Linked DNA regions of Homo sapiens: region 2 is linked to region 1. A link is a loop called in an ENCODE intact Hi-C map of the cell type or tissue named here. Cell type or tissue: gastrocnemius medialis. All regions are shown on one strand. Links, peaks and the distances in the headings refer to the core of each region. The heading gives the core; the rest is flanking DNA.

Region 1 (8,276 bases), core at 1-8,000:
CATTTAACAAAAATAGATTCACCAATATTATGCAAAAGACAAAAAACTTTAAAACCTAGTGCATAAAGAATGAGTCAACCTCAATCCCAAATACACCTCTCCATATTCTAAAAGTGTGATATAGCCTATTTAACACAAATTTTGTCTTTTACCAACAGAACTCTGAAATTGCAGCCTTAAGTGGAATCTCAACAAATGAAACAAAATTACTCTTACTGAAACAGAGACCAAGGGTCTGAAAAACAAATTTAAGAATGATCACTTAATTCTTCTTCCTATTAACCTTACTTCCTGACATTCAATTGCTCCTATTCTACCTTCCCACCTTTTAAAACAAGATTCCCAAGCAATTTAGGATTAACCTGTGCTTATTTCTGAACTGAAGAATATCTGAACCAAGGACTTAGAAACTTTTCCCAACTACTCAATATGCAGATGAGAATACTGAGGCCCAGAAAATTTAAGCTAACTGTGCAGACACAGAGCTGGTCAGTGGGGACTCACACTAGAATCCATGTCTCCTGACTTCAAGCTAAGTGCTTTCACTATAACCCATGTGCAAAAAGTCAGATTTCAGATCCAAGACTGGACATAGGGAGTTCAAGACCAGCCTGACCAACATGGAGAAACCCCGTCTCTACTAAAAATACAAAATCAGCCAGACATGGTGGCACATGCCTGTAATCCTAGCTACTCAGGAGGCTGAGGGAGGAGAATCACTTGAACCCAGGAGGTGGATGCTGCGGTGAGCCAAGACGGCGCCATTGCACTCCAGCCTGGGCAACAAGATTGAAACTCTGTCTCAAAAAAAGACTGGACATAGTGTTTTGACAATTACTCTAACTTTGTAAATAAAGTGAACATGAACAGGCACGGTGGCTCATGTCTGCAATCCCAACACTTTGGGAGGCCGAGGTGGGTAGATCACGAGGTCAGGCATTGGAGACCAGCCTGGCCAACATAGTGAAACCCCAAAAAATACAAAAACATTAGCTGGGCGCATGGTGGTGGGCACCTGTAATCCCAGCTACTCGGGAGGCTGAGGCAGGAGAATTGCTTGAAACTGGGAGGCAGAGGTTGAGAGATCTCAGTGAGCCGACATCGCACCACTGCACTCCAGCCCGAGTGACAGTGCGAGACTCCGTCTCGAAAAAATAAAAACAATAAATAAAGTGAACGTATATACCTTAAAGGTATACACACAAATTACCTGTTGGGCAGCACCATCTGTGGCCAGCATTCTCCGTTCCTTCAACTGCCTATGCAGTAAGGCTTCCACTCCATAGCGCTGGCGGTATCGTCGCAGACATTTTAATCGCTTTAAGTTCTCTCGTTCTTTGGCCAAAAGTCCCTCTGGGCCAGTCAGGAGACTACTGCCTAGAGTTACAAGAGTCAAGATGTTATTTGCCAAGCAATCCATCAAGGTTACGTCTCCAAGTCAACAAGTAAACAGGAAAATCCTTGGGCATAAGATAGGCAGTTTCAAAAGCAAATGACCCCCAATCCAGGTACCAAGACAGAAATAAATCTAATTATAGTCATGCACTATATAACCACTTTTTAATCAATCATTGACCATACATACTATGGTGGTCCCATAAGATTATAACAAAGCTGGAAAAAAAATTTTTTTTTTTTTTGAGGCACAGTCTCGCTCTGTTGTCCAGGCTGGAGTGCAGTGGCGCAATCTTGGCTCACTGCAAGCTCCGCCCCCCAGGTTCACGCCATTCTCCTGCCTCAGCCTCCTGAGTAGCTGGGACTACAGGTGCCCGCCACCACGCCCGGCTAATTTTTTTTTTGTATTTTTAGTAGAGACAGGGTTTCATTGTGGTCTCGATCTCCTGACCTCATGATCCGCCTGCCTTGGCCTCCCAAAGTGCTGGGATTACAGGCATGAGCCACCGCACCCGGCCAAAGCTGAAAAATTCTTATTGCCTAGTGACATCATAGTTCAACCCACACATTTGTGGTGATGCTGGTGACCAAACCTACTGCACTGCCAGTTATATACAAGTCTAGCACAGGCTGGACACAGTGGCTCACACCTGTAATCCCAGCACTTTTTGGGAGCCCAAGGCGGGCAGATCACCAGATCAGGAGATTGAGAACATCCTGGCCAACATGGTGAAACCCCATCTCTACTAAAAATACAAAAATTAGCTGGGCGTGGTGGCATGCGCCTATAGTCCCAGTTACTCAGGAGGCTGAGGCAGGAGAATCGCTTGAACCCGGGAGGTGGAGGTTGCAGTGAGCCAAGATCACACACTGCACTCCAGCCTGGCGACAGAGTGAGACTATATCACAAAAAAAAAAAAAAAAATCTAGCACCTACAATTATGCACAGTACCTAATACTCGATAATAAACAACTATGTTACTGGTTTATATATTTACTATATTTATCCTTAGAATGTACTCCACTCTATTTATTAAAAAAAAAAAGTTAAATGTAAAACAGCCTCAGGCAGTTCTCTCAGAAAGTATTGCAGAAGACATTGTTATCATGAGATGACAGTTCGCTGCATGAGATTGTCCCCGAAGACCTTCCACTGGGACAAGATGTGGAGGTGAAAGACAGTGACACTAGGCCCATGTAGGCCTAGGCTAATGTACGTGTTTGCATCTTAGTTTTTAACAGAAGTTTAAAAGGATTTTTTTTTAATTAAAACTAGAAAAGCTTATAGGGATATAAAAAAAATTTTTGTACAGCTGTACAGTGTTTGTGTTTTAAGCTAAGTGTTATTACAGAGTCCAGAAGTTTTTCTTAAAAATTTTTTTAAGTTTATAAAGGCCAGGTGCAGTGGCTCATGCCTGTAATCAATCCCAGCACTTTGGGAAGCCACGGTCGGAGGATCACTTGAGCCCAGGAGTTCAAGACTAACCTGGGCAACATAGCGAGACCCTGTCTCTACAAAAATTTAAAAATTAGCTGAGTGTGGTGGTGCATCTGTAGTCCTAGTTACTCAGGAGGCTGAGGCAGGATAGCCTGAGTCCAGGAGTTGAAGGCTGCAGTGAGTGAGGACTACGCTACTGCACTCTGGCCTCAGTGACACAGCAAGATTCTGTCTCTTTAAAAAAAAGCTTATAGGCCAGGCGCAGTGGCTCATGCCTGAAATCCCAGCACTTTGGGAGGCCAAGGTAGGGGGATCACTTGAAGTCAGGAGTTCCGAGAGCAGCCTGGCCAACATGGCAAAACCCCCCCTCTACTAAAAATAAAAAAATTAGCCGGGCATGGTGGAATGTGCCTGTAATCCCAGCTACTTGGGAGGCTGAGGTGGGAGAACTGCTTGAACCTAGGAAGCAGAGGTTGCAGTGAGCTGAGATCATGCCACTGCACTCCAGCCTGGGCAACAGAGTGAGACTCCATGTCCGTCTCAATTAAAAAAAAAAAAAAATGAAAGTAAAAAAGTTACAGTAAGCTAAGGGTTAATTTATTATTGAAGAAACTTTTTTTATAAATTTAGTACAGCTTAAGTGTACAGTACTTATAACGTCTAAAGTAGTAAATAATAATGTGCTAGGCCTTCCCATTGACTCACCACTCACTCACTCGCCCAAAATAACTTCCAGTCCTACAAGCTCCATTCATGCTAAGTGCCCATTTTTAAAATCTTTTATGCCATAATTTAACTGTACCTTTTCTCTGTTTAGATGTGTTTAGGTACACAAATACCACTGTTACAACTGCCCACAGTATTCAGTACAGTAACATGCTTGTACAGGTTTGCAGCCTAGGTATGTTGCAGGCTATACCACCTACGTTAGCGTGAGTCACTCCATGAAGTTTGAATGACAAAAATCACCTAACAAAGTATGTATCCCCATCATTAAGTGACACATGACTGTACTACCAAATTCACATGTTAAACCCACAACAGCTTGTTGGAACTGGCATAAAACTTGCCTAGAGCTTCATGTTCCACTTTGCGATTATGTAAGTATCGGCGCTTCTTCTCCTTGAGCAGATGCTGAAGTCGTTTAAACTGATCAATATACAACGACTGCAAACGAATTAGCTTTTCACGCATAATCAGGGCCACTTCTTCTGCTGTGTAGACACCAGCATGTCTGGAATAAAACAGAATTCAGCAAAGCATAAGAAAACAATAATAATAAAACCCAAGTTTGAAAGAGTAGAGATGTCAGACTAAGTTTGTTATTTAACAAGTGGTGACATAATCACCTTAATGTTTTTGCAAAACATTGTACCATTCAAGTTGTTATTAAATAAAACAAAAGAGAAAATCTCCAAGAAAGAATACTAATCTGTGATTTCCCAAAATGGGGGAAGGAGAAATGTCTTATTTTTCCCAGCTATTTGCATTATGTTGAAAAGAAAGTGAACATGCGGAACACTTTAAACTTTTATTAATCTACATTCTTAATGTTTTGATATGAAATCATCACTTACCAGTCAAGACAGCTTTAAAGTGTTCAATTAACATGTATCTTTCACATATACATATATACATGTATATATACGTATATATATATACATGTATATATATATATACGTATATATATATATATATATATATATTTTTTTTTTGAGATAAGGTCTCACTCTTGTCACCCAGGATGGAGTGCAGTGGTGCAATCAATCACAGCTCACTATAACCTTTGCTTCCTGGGCTCAAGCGATCCTCCCACGTCAGCCTGCCGAGTAGCTGGGACTACAGGTGTGCACCACCCCACTTGGTTAATTTTTGTATTTTTTGTAGAGATGGGATTTCACCATGTTGTCCAGGCTTGAACCCCTGGGTTTAAGCGATGCTCCCGCCTCAGCCTCACAAAGTGCTGGAATTAAACGCATAAGCTACTGCACCTGGCAATATATTTTAATTAAAGCACTAAAGATACCAACATCAAATAATTTTTTTTTTTGAGACAGTCTTGCTCTGTCACCCAGGCTGGAGTGCAGTGGCACAACCTTGGCTCACTGCAACCTCCGCTTCCCAGGTTCAAGTGATTCTCCTGTCTCAGCCTCCCAAGTAGCTGGCATTACAGGCACCTACCACCACGCCCAGCTAATTTTTATATTTTCAGTAGAGATGGGGTTTCTCCATGTTGGTCAGGCTGGTCTTAACTCCTGACCTCAGATCGATCTTCCAGCCTCGGCCTCCCAAAGTGGTGGGATTACAGGCATGAGCCACTGTGCCCAGCCAAAATTTGTAATTGTTTAAAAAATATAGGCCTATATTGGAGCTCATATGGACCCTCAAATAACTAGTCAAAATGGGCTATACCCTGTCCTCAGCTAATTTTCTTGACAATATTCTCAAAATTCAGTACCCTAGGTTAACCCTTAATTGCCAAAGATCTGGCACGGATCCATATCAACTTGATTAAGCTTTGCTGCCAATTATAAACTAAAAGAATATCTGGCCAGGCACGGTGGCTCACACCTGTAATCCTAGCACCTTGGGAGGCCAAGGCAGGCGAATCACCTGAGGTCAGGTGTTCAAGACCAGCCTGGCCAACATGGCGAAACCCCGTCTCTACTGAAAATACGAAAATCAACCAGGTATGGTGGTGGGCGCCTATAATCCCAGCTACTCGGGAGGCTGGGGCAGGAGAATTGCTTGAACCCGGGAGGCAGAGGTTGCAGTGAGCTGAGATCGTGCCACTGCATTCCAGCCTGGGTGACAGAGCAAGACTCCATCTCAAAAAAAGAAAAAAAAAAAAAAAGAACTTCTAAAAGTTTTGCTAGTGATTAATATATGGTAGACTGTTCTCTGGCTCTGATTTATGCAATCAAAATTAAGAGATGAGGCCAGGTGTGATAGCTCACGCCTGTAATCCCAGCACTTTGGGAGGCCGAGGCAGGCAGATTGCTTGAGCCTGGGAGTTCAAGACCAGCCTGGGCTGTAACATGATAAAACCCTGTCAATACAAAAAATACAAAAGTTAGCTGGGCACGGTGGTGTATACCTGTAGTCCCAGATACTCAGGAGACTGAGGTGAAAGGATCACTTCAGCCTGGGAGTGGGAGGCTGCAGTGAGCTGAGATGGCGCCACTGCACTCCAACCTGGGTGACAGAGCAAGACCATGTCTCAAAAATAAATAAATAAATAAATAAATAAGTGAATAACTTTGAATTTTAAAAATTTTGTTTCACTCACCGTCTGATCATTACATAAATACAAAGAACAAGCTATATACCTTAAGTTTCATACTGAGTAAAAATTTTATTGAAAAGGCAAAACACATAAATTATACTAATTTTAAGTCAAAAAATTATGCTTTATTACTTTTTCGTTTTTAAGACAGAGTCTTGCTCTGTTTCCCAGGCTGCACTGAAGTGGCACAATGTTGGCTCACTGCAACCTCCGCCTCCCGGGTTCAAGCAATTCTCGTGCCTCAGCCTCCACAGTAGTTGAGATTGCAGGCGTGTGCCACCACACCTGGCTAATTTTTTTATTTTTTGTATTTTTAGTAGAGATGGGGTTTCACCATGTTTCCCAGGCTGGTCTCAAACTCCTGAGTTCAGGCATTCCACCCGACTCGGCCTCCCAAAGTGCTAGGATTACAGGCGTGAGCCACTGTGGCCAGCCTCTGCTTTATTTTTAAAAACTAGCTGTTAAGGCACTGAAATACACAGAATATACAAAATTAACTTTAGGACTGAGAGCAAGTAATTTCTGCCAAAATTTCTTCATAAATATAAACAAAAGCCAATATTACCTGTGTATAAGAGGTACTTAACTATATTCTGAAGTAAAAGTGAAAAGAAATTAAGAAAAATCAAAACATGGTTAATAAAACCAGCAAAGGGCCAGGTGTGGTGCACAAGGCCAAGGTGGGTGGATCACTTGAGGTCAGGAGTTCGAGACCAGCCTGGCCAACATGGCAAAACAGCCTCTCTACTAAAAATACAAAAATTAGCCAGGTATGGTGGCAAGCACCTATAATCCCAGCTACTCGGGAGGCTGAGGCAGGAGAATCACTTGAACCTGGTAGGCAGAGATTACAGTGAGCCGAGATCGCACCACCGCGCTCCAGCCTGGGCGACAGAACGAGACTCTGTCTCCAAAAATAAAAAATTAAATAAAATAAACAAATTAAATAAATAAATAAAAATAATATATAATAAAATAAAATTAATAAAAAATAAATTTAAAAATAAATAAAATAAAATAAAACCAGCAAATTACAGAAATGACAAAAGCTAACAGACTATCAGAAAATGTGAAAAGGCTTTAAAAATATGTAACAGTTGGCTGGGCACGGTGGCTCAAGCCTGTAATTCTAGCACTTTGGGAGACCGAGGTGGGCATACTGCCTGAGCTCTGGAGTTTGAGACCAGCCTGGGCAACATGGTGAAACCCCATCTCTACTAAAATACAAAAAAAAGAAAGAAATTAGCCGGGCACAGCGGCGTGCGCCTGTAGTCCCAGCTACTAGGGAGGCTGAGGCAGAAGAATTGCTTGAACCCAGGAGGCAAAGGTTGCAGTGAGCTGAGATCGTGCCACTGCGCTCCAGCCTGGCAACAGAGTGAGAGTCCGTCTCAAAAATAAATACATAACGGTTTCACAAGGTGACTAAGTTACATCTTCAGAAAAATGGGTTATGCCTACATTAACCTGTCTGTAACCTAAAATACTGAGGCCTTAACCTAATATAGAGTTTGTTAAAATGAAATTCACTTTTTGAATACTGAAAATGAGAAAAATAAAAATTGTTTTAAAAAATTAATTTCACTGCACCCTGTCAGAAGAGAATTTAACCAATGGTCTGGAACTGAAATGTACCTATCTGAAGCCATTACTATTAGAAGTTATTAGAAATCATTTGGTGGGGGCAGTAAGCAACCTACTAAATGAATGCCGGCTGGTTCATGTAACAGATGGCTCATTTACTTAAAGATGAATGCGCCAGACTTTCAGAGCCGGACATTAAAATTATGTACTAATTCCCCTTGCTCTGGTATGCACAAATTAAAGTCAAGGTTTTATTATTAGCATTCATCTTCAAAAAAGAGGGTCTCACCTTATATTCTACTAAATAGTCTCTCTTATAAAGGGCATTCTCCAAATTTATTTGGAAAACAATGATGAAGATTCAATAATGTGAAATAACCTTCAGCCAAACAAGTTATAGATGTTTATAGAGGTCATATGATACAATTATTATTTAAAAAAGGGAAATGAAAATTTAACAATTACCTTAAGGATAAAATTTCTTAAGTATTAGATGTTGTAGACAAGCTTTTATTTATTTTTTCTGTGTGTATGAGATAGGGTCTCCCTCTGTTGCCCAGACTGGAATGCAGTGGC
Region 2 (8,334 bases), core at 66-8,065, 340 kb after region 1:
ATCTACCTTAGTTGATTATTTTGGTACTTAATTCTATGTCCTTAAATAACATGCTTGTATTGCTAGTTTCCATTTTTTTTTTCATTTTGGGGCATTATTTATCATCTATCTACCAAAGAAGATGAGAATTTCTAGTTCTCTCTCCTACTAGGACTCCACCACAAACACGTACTTCCCATTCTCCTCATTATTCCAGGAGCTAAACCATAATGTTGGTTATATCCGTATTTCAATCTTTTTTTTTTTTTTTTTTGAGAGGGAGTCTTGCTCTGTCACCCAGGCTGAAGTGCAGTGGCACGATCTCAGGTTACTACAACCTCAGCCTTCCAGGTTCAAGCGATTCTCCTGCCTCAGCCTCGCAAGTAGCTGGGGTTACAGGTGCCCGCCACCATGCCCGGCTAAATTTTGTATTTTAGTAGAGACAGGGTTTCACCACATTGGCCAGGCTGATCTCGAACTCCTGACCTCATGTGATCTGCCCGCTTTGGCCTCCCAAAGTGCTGAGATTACAGGAATGAGCCACTGCACCCGGCCAGTATTTAAATCATTTTGACTGAATATTTATTATTCAGAGATAAGCCAAATAGTAAACTCTGATTTTTTTTTCTTCCTTCACAACTTTGTTTTACCTGGAGTTAATGTCTTGTCCTTTTGTTTAATTTTCTATGTATAATTCTTATAACTAATCCAACCCCCAAATGCTTCACCAACTATTTAAATCTCCTTTTAAGAGGTTCAAAAGCATTAGACAGTCTATCAAAATTTAAACTACCCAAAGAAATCTCCCTGGAGCCTTCTGACCTGCTCAAATCTGGGCTGGTTTGTCTGGTGTGCACTGCTGTCATCCTGGGATCTTTCTTCATCACCATCCTGGGTACCCCTTTCACGTCTGTCCTCTACTGGTGCTCCTATATCGCGTTTTTATCTTTTTTGATTACTCCCTTATTTTGGTGGAACACATCTTCCAGTAGCTTCCTGAGAAAGGGTGCATGGGAGGTATGTGTTTTTGAGACCTTGCAGCCTGTAGATATCTTTATTCTACCCTCATCCTTGGATTTATAATTCGGCTGAATAGAGAATCTGCAGGAAAGCTTGGAATGTGTTTTCCTGCAGAATGTTGAAGGCATTGCTCCATTGCCTGCTAGCTGCTGGTGTTGTTGAGAGTCCAAGGCAATTCTGACTTTTTGTATGTGACTTTTTTTTCCTCTCTCTGAAAACTCATAGGATCTCTGTTTCCAGTGTTCTGAAATCTCAGGATGACTGTGCTTTGGGTGGGTCACTTTCATCCATTGTGCTGAATATTCGATGGGTCCTTTCAATATGAAAACTAATGTCCTCAAGTTCCAATAAATGTTCTTGAATTAGTTCCTCAATTATTTCCTTCCCTCTGTGTTGCCATTTTTCTTTTTCTATGACTCCTATTTAGATACTGGACCTCCTAGACTGATCCTTTAAATGTTTGTTTGTTTTGTGGGTTGTTGGAATCTTTCCTCTCCTTTTTTTTTTTTTTTTTTAAAGAGACAGGCTTTCATTCTGTTACCCAGGCTGGAGTACAATGGCGAGATCATGGCTCACCTGCAGCCTTGACCTTCTGGGCTCAAGCAATTCTCCTATCTCAGCCTCCTGAGTAGCTGGGACTACAAGTGTATGCCACTATGCCTGGCTAATTTTTATTTTTTTGTAGAGACAGGGTCTTGCTGTGTTGCTGAGCTGGTCTTGAACTCCTGGCCTCCCGCCTCAGTCTCCCAAAGTGCTGGGATTACAGGTATGAGCCACTGCACCTTCTCTCCTATTTTCTACTTTGTTGATTTTTAACTCTCCTTTCTGGGAAATTTCCTCATGTTGATTTTTGAAACCTCCAGCTGGGTTTAAATTTTTGCTACTATATTTTTAATTTCCAAGAGTTCCTTTTTGTTTTCTGAAAATTCCTTCTTTAAAAAATTGTATCCTATACTTGTTTCATGGTGGAAATAAGGTTTTTTGTTGTTGTTGTTTTTGTTTTTTTGAGACAGAGTTTCACTCTTGTTGCCCAGGCTGGAGTGCAATGGTGCAATCTCGGCTCACAGCAACCTCCACCTCCTGGGTTCAAGCGATTCTCCTGTCTCAGCCTCCCGAGTATCTGGGATTACAGGTACATGCCACCATGCCCAGCTAATTTTTGTATTTTTAGTACAGACAGGGTTTCATCATATTGGGCAGGCTGGTCTCAAACTCCTGACCTCAGGTGATCTGCCTGCCTCGGCCTCCCAAAGTGCTGGGATTACAGGCGTGAGCCACCGTGCCCGGCTGTTGTTTTCTTTAAAGATATACTACTTTCACAGGTATTGAGAAATATGTTCCTTTATCTAAGATTATATTAATGTTATTAAAGTTTTCTTCTCATCTTTTCCTTCCAGTTGCTTTTTTCCTGTTTGTTTCTTCTGTGTGTACATGAGGTTGGGAGAGGCAGTTTGCTTTTTCATTTTTATTTATTTTTTACCAGGGAGATACAGCCTTCAGAGTAAAACAAAGGTACATTCCAGAGTGGGGTGGGGGGCAGTTTGGATCACTTTTTTTCACAGATCCTTTCTTTAGATGTTTGGTAATCCCTAGTTTAAAGGAGAACTTAAACCATAACTTAAGAGTGGAGGCTTTAAAGCTGAGTGGAAGCTCTAAGTGTGTAAGTGAGCCTTGCTGACAGTGAGTCATTTGGATAGGGAACATTCAATACTTATATATTTTAGGACTTCCCTTCAAGAGGATTCTGGAGAGAAGGATTATTCAATTTCATGCTTGGAGGGTGAAGGCTCTTCTGCCAGCGCTCTGGAAACTGAAAAGGGGGAAAGGGCTGGAGGCTCAGCATCGAGTATAGTTCACTACATGCTCCTGTTTTCAGTGCAGTACTTCAGCCCTAAGCTGTGCCCGAGTCCCTTGCCAGATTTCCAGTCTCTGCCACAGTTGGGAGGCAGAGTTGCCCACTGTACTCAATGGGGTAGGGTGTCTTGGGATCTGACTGTTTCTTAGACCTTCAATGCTTCTTGGCTTTCCTCACTGCTAGTTATAATTCAGTTTTCTCAGGTCTAAGTCATTCATCACTCTTTTGTCTGCTTTTCAGCTTCCAAAAATTCATTGCTATTATCTCCTCTCCTGTTTTCCCTATGGTGTGTTTGTGTCTTTTTCTTTAAAAAAATTCCTTTATGGTGGTTTTAGGGGAGTTTTTGGGAATATATATTCAATGTACCACCTTTTTTTTTTTTTGAGACAGAGTCTTGCTCTGTCACCCAAGCTGGAGTGCAGTGGTGCGATCTCCACTCACTGCAACCTCCTCCTCCTGAGTTCAAGCGATTCTCATGCCTCAGCCTCCCAAGTAGCTGGGATTACGGCACATGTCACCATGCCTGGCTAATTTTTATATTTTTAGTAGAGACGGGGTTTCACCATGTTGGCCAGGCTGGTCTCAAACTCTTGTTCTCAAGTGATCCACCCGCCTCAGCCTCCCAAAGTGCTGGGATTACAAGCATGAGCCACTACGCGCAGCCCAATCTACCAATCTACCGTCTTTAACTGGAAGCCTACCATTGTTATTCAAACTTGAGAATTCAGACTCCCAAGAACATGTCTTTGGACACCAGTTGAAGATACATACACTACATTGATAGTTAAATACTATCATTCAGGCCACAGGCCCATAAACATATTGGATTTGGCTTTCTCAGTGTTTGTTTGTTTATAATTGAGACAGGATCTCACTCTCTGCCCAGGCTGGAGTGCAAAAAATTTTTAATTTTTTGTAGAGACAGGGTCTCACTAAGTTATCCAGGCTGGTTTCGAACTCCTGAGCTCAAGTGATCCTCCTGCCTTGGCCTCTCAAAGTGCTGGTGTTACACTGTGCCCAGACTTGAAGATCTGGCAAAAATAGGTCTTAGTTGACCAGACCTAGATAGTTGTCGCCTTTTTTTTTTTTTGAGACGGAGTTTCACTTTTGTTGCCCAGGCTGGAGTACAATGGCATGATCTCGGCTCACTGCAACAAAATCTGCCTCCCAGGTTCAAGCGATTCTGTGATTCTCCTGCCTCAGCCTCCCAAGCAGCTGGGATTATAGGCGCCCACCATCAAGCCCAGCTAATTTTTTCTACTTAGTAGAGATGGGGTTCCACCATGTTGATCAGACTGGTCTGTAACTTGTGACCTCAGGTGATCCACCTGCCTTGGCCTCCCAATGTGGTGGGATTACAGGCGTGAGCCACCACACCCAGCTGCCTTTAGTTTTTTGAGACAGAGTCTTGTGCTGTCGCCCAGGCTGGGGTGTAGTGGCACAGTCTCGGCTCACTGCAACCTCTGCCTCCCAGGTTCTAAAAATTCTCCTGCCTCAGCCTCCCGAGTAGCTGGGATTACAGGCATGCAGCTCCACGCCCAGCTAATTTTTTATTTTTAGTAGAGACAAGATTTCACGATGTTGGCCAGGCTGGTCTTCAACTTCTGACCTTAGGTGATCCACCCACCTTGGCCTCCCAAAGTGCTGGGAATACAGTCATGAATCACCATGCCCGGCCCAGCTGTCGCCTTCTTTTCATATGTAGTTCACTTCACTGCTTGGTCCATGTAGGCAATTTGAGTTTCTAGTTTCTGCCTTGGTGCTAATGCAAATGTACTCAGAAACATAAAATAGGCACTGGCCAGCATTGGAACTGTCTTCCCTGTGCTCTGGATTTTAGAGGTTTAGTGCTTCTATTACTAGATTAGTTCTAAGAGCCTTTTCCTAATTTTTTTCTTTCTTTTTTTTTTTTTTCTGAGACGAAGTTTCACTCTTGTTGCCCAGGCTGGAGTGCAATGGCACGATCTTGGCTCACTGCAATTTCTGCCTCCCTGGTTCAGGCAATTGTGCTTCAGCCTCCCAAGTAGCTGGGATTACAGGCATGCGCCACCACACCTGGCTGATTTTGTATTTTTAGTAGAGACAGGGTTTCACCAGGTTGGTCAGGCTGGTCTCAAACTCCTGAGCTCAAGTGATCCACCTGCCTCGGCCTCCCAAAGTGCTGGGATTACAGGTGTAAGCCACTGCACCAAGCCCTTTGCATAATTTTTGGTGTACATTCAGTGGCTTTAGTGAGCTTGCTGGGTGATAAAATCCTGGTAGCACTGTTTCTGGACTATGCAGAAAATACCCAGGACTTCTAAAACATGGTAGCCAGCCCAGAGTTGCCTATGGAAGTTTTGCCTGTACCTCAGATGTTTCTCTCAAGTGGTTTGATAATTGAAGATATTAATCATCCCCACTCTGCCCAAGATTTATTCCTGGGTGATCTTGCCAAACTACTGTCACTGATTTTTGTGGTTTGGCACATTATCTGGCCCTGCTTTGATTTTTCCAGGGGAGAGATTCAAAAGCATTGTTGAAGACATTGTTAGGGTCAGGCTATTGTTTTCATGCCCAGTTTCCTTTCTTCAGTAAACTTACCTTGAGGATGCTCATTTTCCACAGCTGGGGAGCTATCTGAAGAAATGACCTGGAGAGATAAGAAAACAGATTCAGCTTAACCTGGTTCCATCCATTTTAGCCTAGCAACATTAGGGGAAGGGCTGGTGAACAAATAATGACTTTCTTTAAAGCACTATAAAGCCACTGCCCCCGCCAAACCCTTTTTTTTTTGTTTTTGAGACAAGGTCTCGCTCTGTCACCCAGGCTGCAGTGCAGTGGTGTGATCACAGCTCACTTCAGCCTTGACCTCCTCGGGGTCAGGTGATCCTCTCTCACCTCAGCCTCCTGAGTAGCTGGGACTACAGGTGCAAGCCACTATACCCAGCTAATTTTTGTATTTTTAGTAGAGATGGAGTTTTGCCATGTTGCCCAGGCTGGTCTTGAACTCCTGGGCTCAAGTGATTGCCCTCCTTGGCCTCTCAAAGCACTACGATTACAGGCACGAGTTACTGCACCCAGCCTTATAAGGCTCTTCAGAAATATGATCTCATTTAATCTTCATAACAACCCTGAGGTAAATACTATTATTAGCCTTATTTTCACAGATTGTCTCTGAGGGTCAAGAGACATTAAGCAACTTGCCCAAGGTCACATGGCTGATAAGGGGTGGAGTAGGCATTCAAACACCTATCTTCTGGTTCCAGAGCTTGTGGTTTGCTTTTGTTTACATCAAAATTTTAATAAATAACATACTTGAAAAAACAAATTTTTAAAAAACTACGTATACCTAACAAAATAATTTCTTATAACTGATGAAGAGTTTGGTTGGGTTTATCTTGGCAGTGTTCATTTTTGTAAATTTTTTTGTTTGTTTTGTTTTGAGGCAGAGTCTTGCTCTGTTGCCCAGGCTGGAGTGCAGTGGCGTGATCTTGGCTCACTGCAACTGCCTCCTCCTGGGTTCAAGCAATTCCCGTGCCTCAGCCTCCTGAGAGCTGGAATTACAGGCGTGCACCACCACACCCACCTAATTTTCATATTTATAACAGAGATGGGGTTTTACCATGTTGGCCAGGCTGGTCTCAAACTCCTGACCTCAACTGATCTGCCCGCCTCAGCCTCACAAAGTGCTGGGATTACAGGCATGAGCCACCACGCCCGGCCATTTTTATAAAATTTTTGAATGTATTTACTCCATTCTGATGAAATTCTACCTCTCTGGAATCACAGAAGAGAAGAAACCAATACTGCTACAATATTGTGCCTTCCAGAAATGCTTCTATCCACTTCTGAGCTGAACGAGCATTATCTGCAAAGCTCATGTTCTTGTACACTATACTGCCTAATGAAACACTAGGTCCTAAAAGCTAAGACTAAAGATCTGAGCTTAGGGCTAACCCCTACAAGATTCTCACAGATCTACTTTATTAAAACATGGAAGCCAGAGAGACAGCATTGTCTTCCCCAAACACAGACACTCACTAGGCATAGTTGTAGGCACTAGAACCACAGACACTGGTTCCACCATTGTCTAGCTCCATGGCAGAGAGAGAGCCACAACTGGGGAGGATCCCAGTAGCTGACTGTCAGCCAGTCAAAACCTGAATGACTGAGAGGTGGATAAGGAACACGAATGTACTGAAACTGGGAACTTGAGTCCACTCAGCACCCTTGTGAGTCAAAGGCTGCTATAGCCAGGGGATGCTGGTTTTCCAAGTTTCCCTTCCCAAGATAGTCTGAGATTAGAGAGTGCTTTGACTAGACAAAACTTAGAACCATTTCTGTGCTCCCTCAAGTGGGAACATTTGGAAATGCCATTGTTATTTAGGAACCCAGAAGGGATCACAACAATTTTCATCTGCTAGCATCAACAGTCTTGGCTCCATTTTCTCTGGGTGATATCTCCAAAATAAAACCATACTTCATCCCCATAGCTTCTGTAGTAACATGACATTAAAAACTTCAACCTGGGAGGTTGGCTGACAAACTTCCTAAACCAGGGAAGTTTAAGACAGCCCTAAACTTTTCTCCCTTAATGGGCTAGGGGAGAGTGCAGGGAGTAAGGGGGATAATCTCCCTCTTCCCACTGGACTGCATAAGACTGTCAGCTTGGCCTGCCATTTTGGCAAGACTATCAGAACAACAGCCTCATCACTTATAAGTGGGAGAGAGGGCTGTGATAAAGATAGACACATGATATATCAGAGTCTCACAAAGATCTACACAAAGGCACAAAAACAGCTACTTCTGTAGAATTTACCCATCATATGATATATACTGTACTGTGCTACAGTTATTTTGTTCATTATCTATCCAAACAGATTATAAATTCCTGGAAACCTAGAACTATCTTATACTTTGTATCTCCCATACCACCAAGCACAGGGTTTTGCATATAATTCACAGTTGTTTTGTTTTTTAATTCTCAAAGAATGATGCACACTGATATGAACAGATATGCCCAAGACTAAGTTACAGAGGGAGGAAAGAAACATAGAGCTAACTAGAGATACAGATACCAACATAAGAGAGTCAAACACAACTGCATATGTGACTTTTTTTTTGGGCGGGTGGGCAGAGTCTCGCTGTGTCTCCCAGGCTGGAGTGCAGTGATGCGATCTTGGCTCACTGTAATCTCCGCCTCCGGGGTTCAAGCGATTCTCCTGCCTCAGCCTCCCAAGTAGCTGGGACTACAGATGCCTGCCACCACGCCCAGCTAAGTTTTTTTTTGTATTTTTAGTAGAGACGGGGTTTCACTATGTTGGCCAGGCTGGTCTTAAACTCCTGACCTCGTGATCCACCCGCCTCGGCCTCCCAAAGTGCTGGGATTACAGGTATGCGCCACCGAGCCTGGCCGTGACTTTTAACTTTCTGCCTGTTTCACCATATCAGAGGGGGGATTATGTAATTACATCTACTCCTTTCTACCTTTTTTTTTT

What was found. Hi-C counts contacts between places; a loop is a spot of excess contacts. Peaks named below come from ENCODE experiments on the same cell type or tissue, not always from the same donor. Only the 100,000 strongest peaks of a DNase experiment are listed, where the experiment ranks them.
Region 2: it touches region 1 in a loop (8-fold over the local background); 2 of 110 quality-filtered maps call a loop at or near these places.

What each region holds. Positions count from the first base shown.
Region 1 is chr12:48,667,896-48,676,171 of GRCh38, forward strand. It overlaps KANSL2 (KAT8 regulatory NSL complex subunit 2), which reads right to left. Exons shown (of 10, transcript NM_017822.4): 5 at 3,904-4,067; 6 at 1,211-1,377. Among named protein-coding and RNA genes, the nearest start is that of SNORA2B, 4.4 kb to the left of the region's middle. In gastrocnemius medialis, for the core only: no CTCF peak of the experiment used is centred there; a DNase peak (open chromatin) is centred at 3,540; H3K4me3 peaks cover 856 bases; H3K27ac peaks cover 8,000 bases.
Region 2 is chr12:49,007,625-49,015,958 of GRCh38, forward strand. PRKAG1 (protein kinase AMP-activated non-catalytic subunit gamma 1) reads right to left here. Exons shown (of 12, transcript NM_002733.5): 2 at 5,438-5,486. The region is part of intron 1 of DDN-AS1 (DDN and PRKAG1 antisense RNA 1); the gene reads left to right. Among named protein-coding and RNA genes, the nearest start is that of PRKAG1, 7.0 kb to the right of the region's middle. RefSeq lists a silencer at 6,982-7,276. In gastrocnemius medialis, for the core only: no CTCF peak of the experiment used is centred there; a DNase peak (open chromatin) is centred at 4,503; H3K27ac peaks cover 8,000 bases.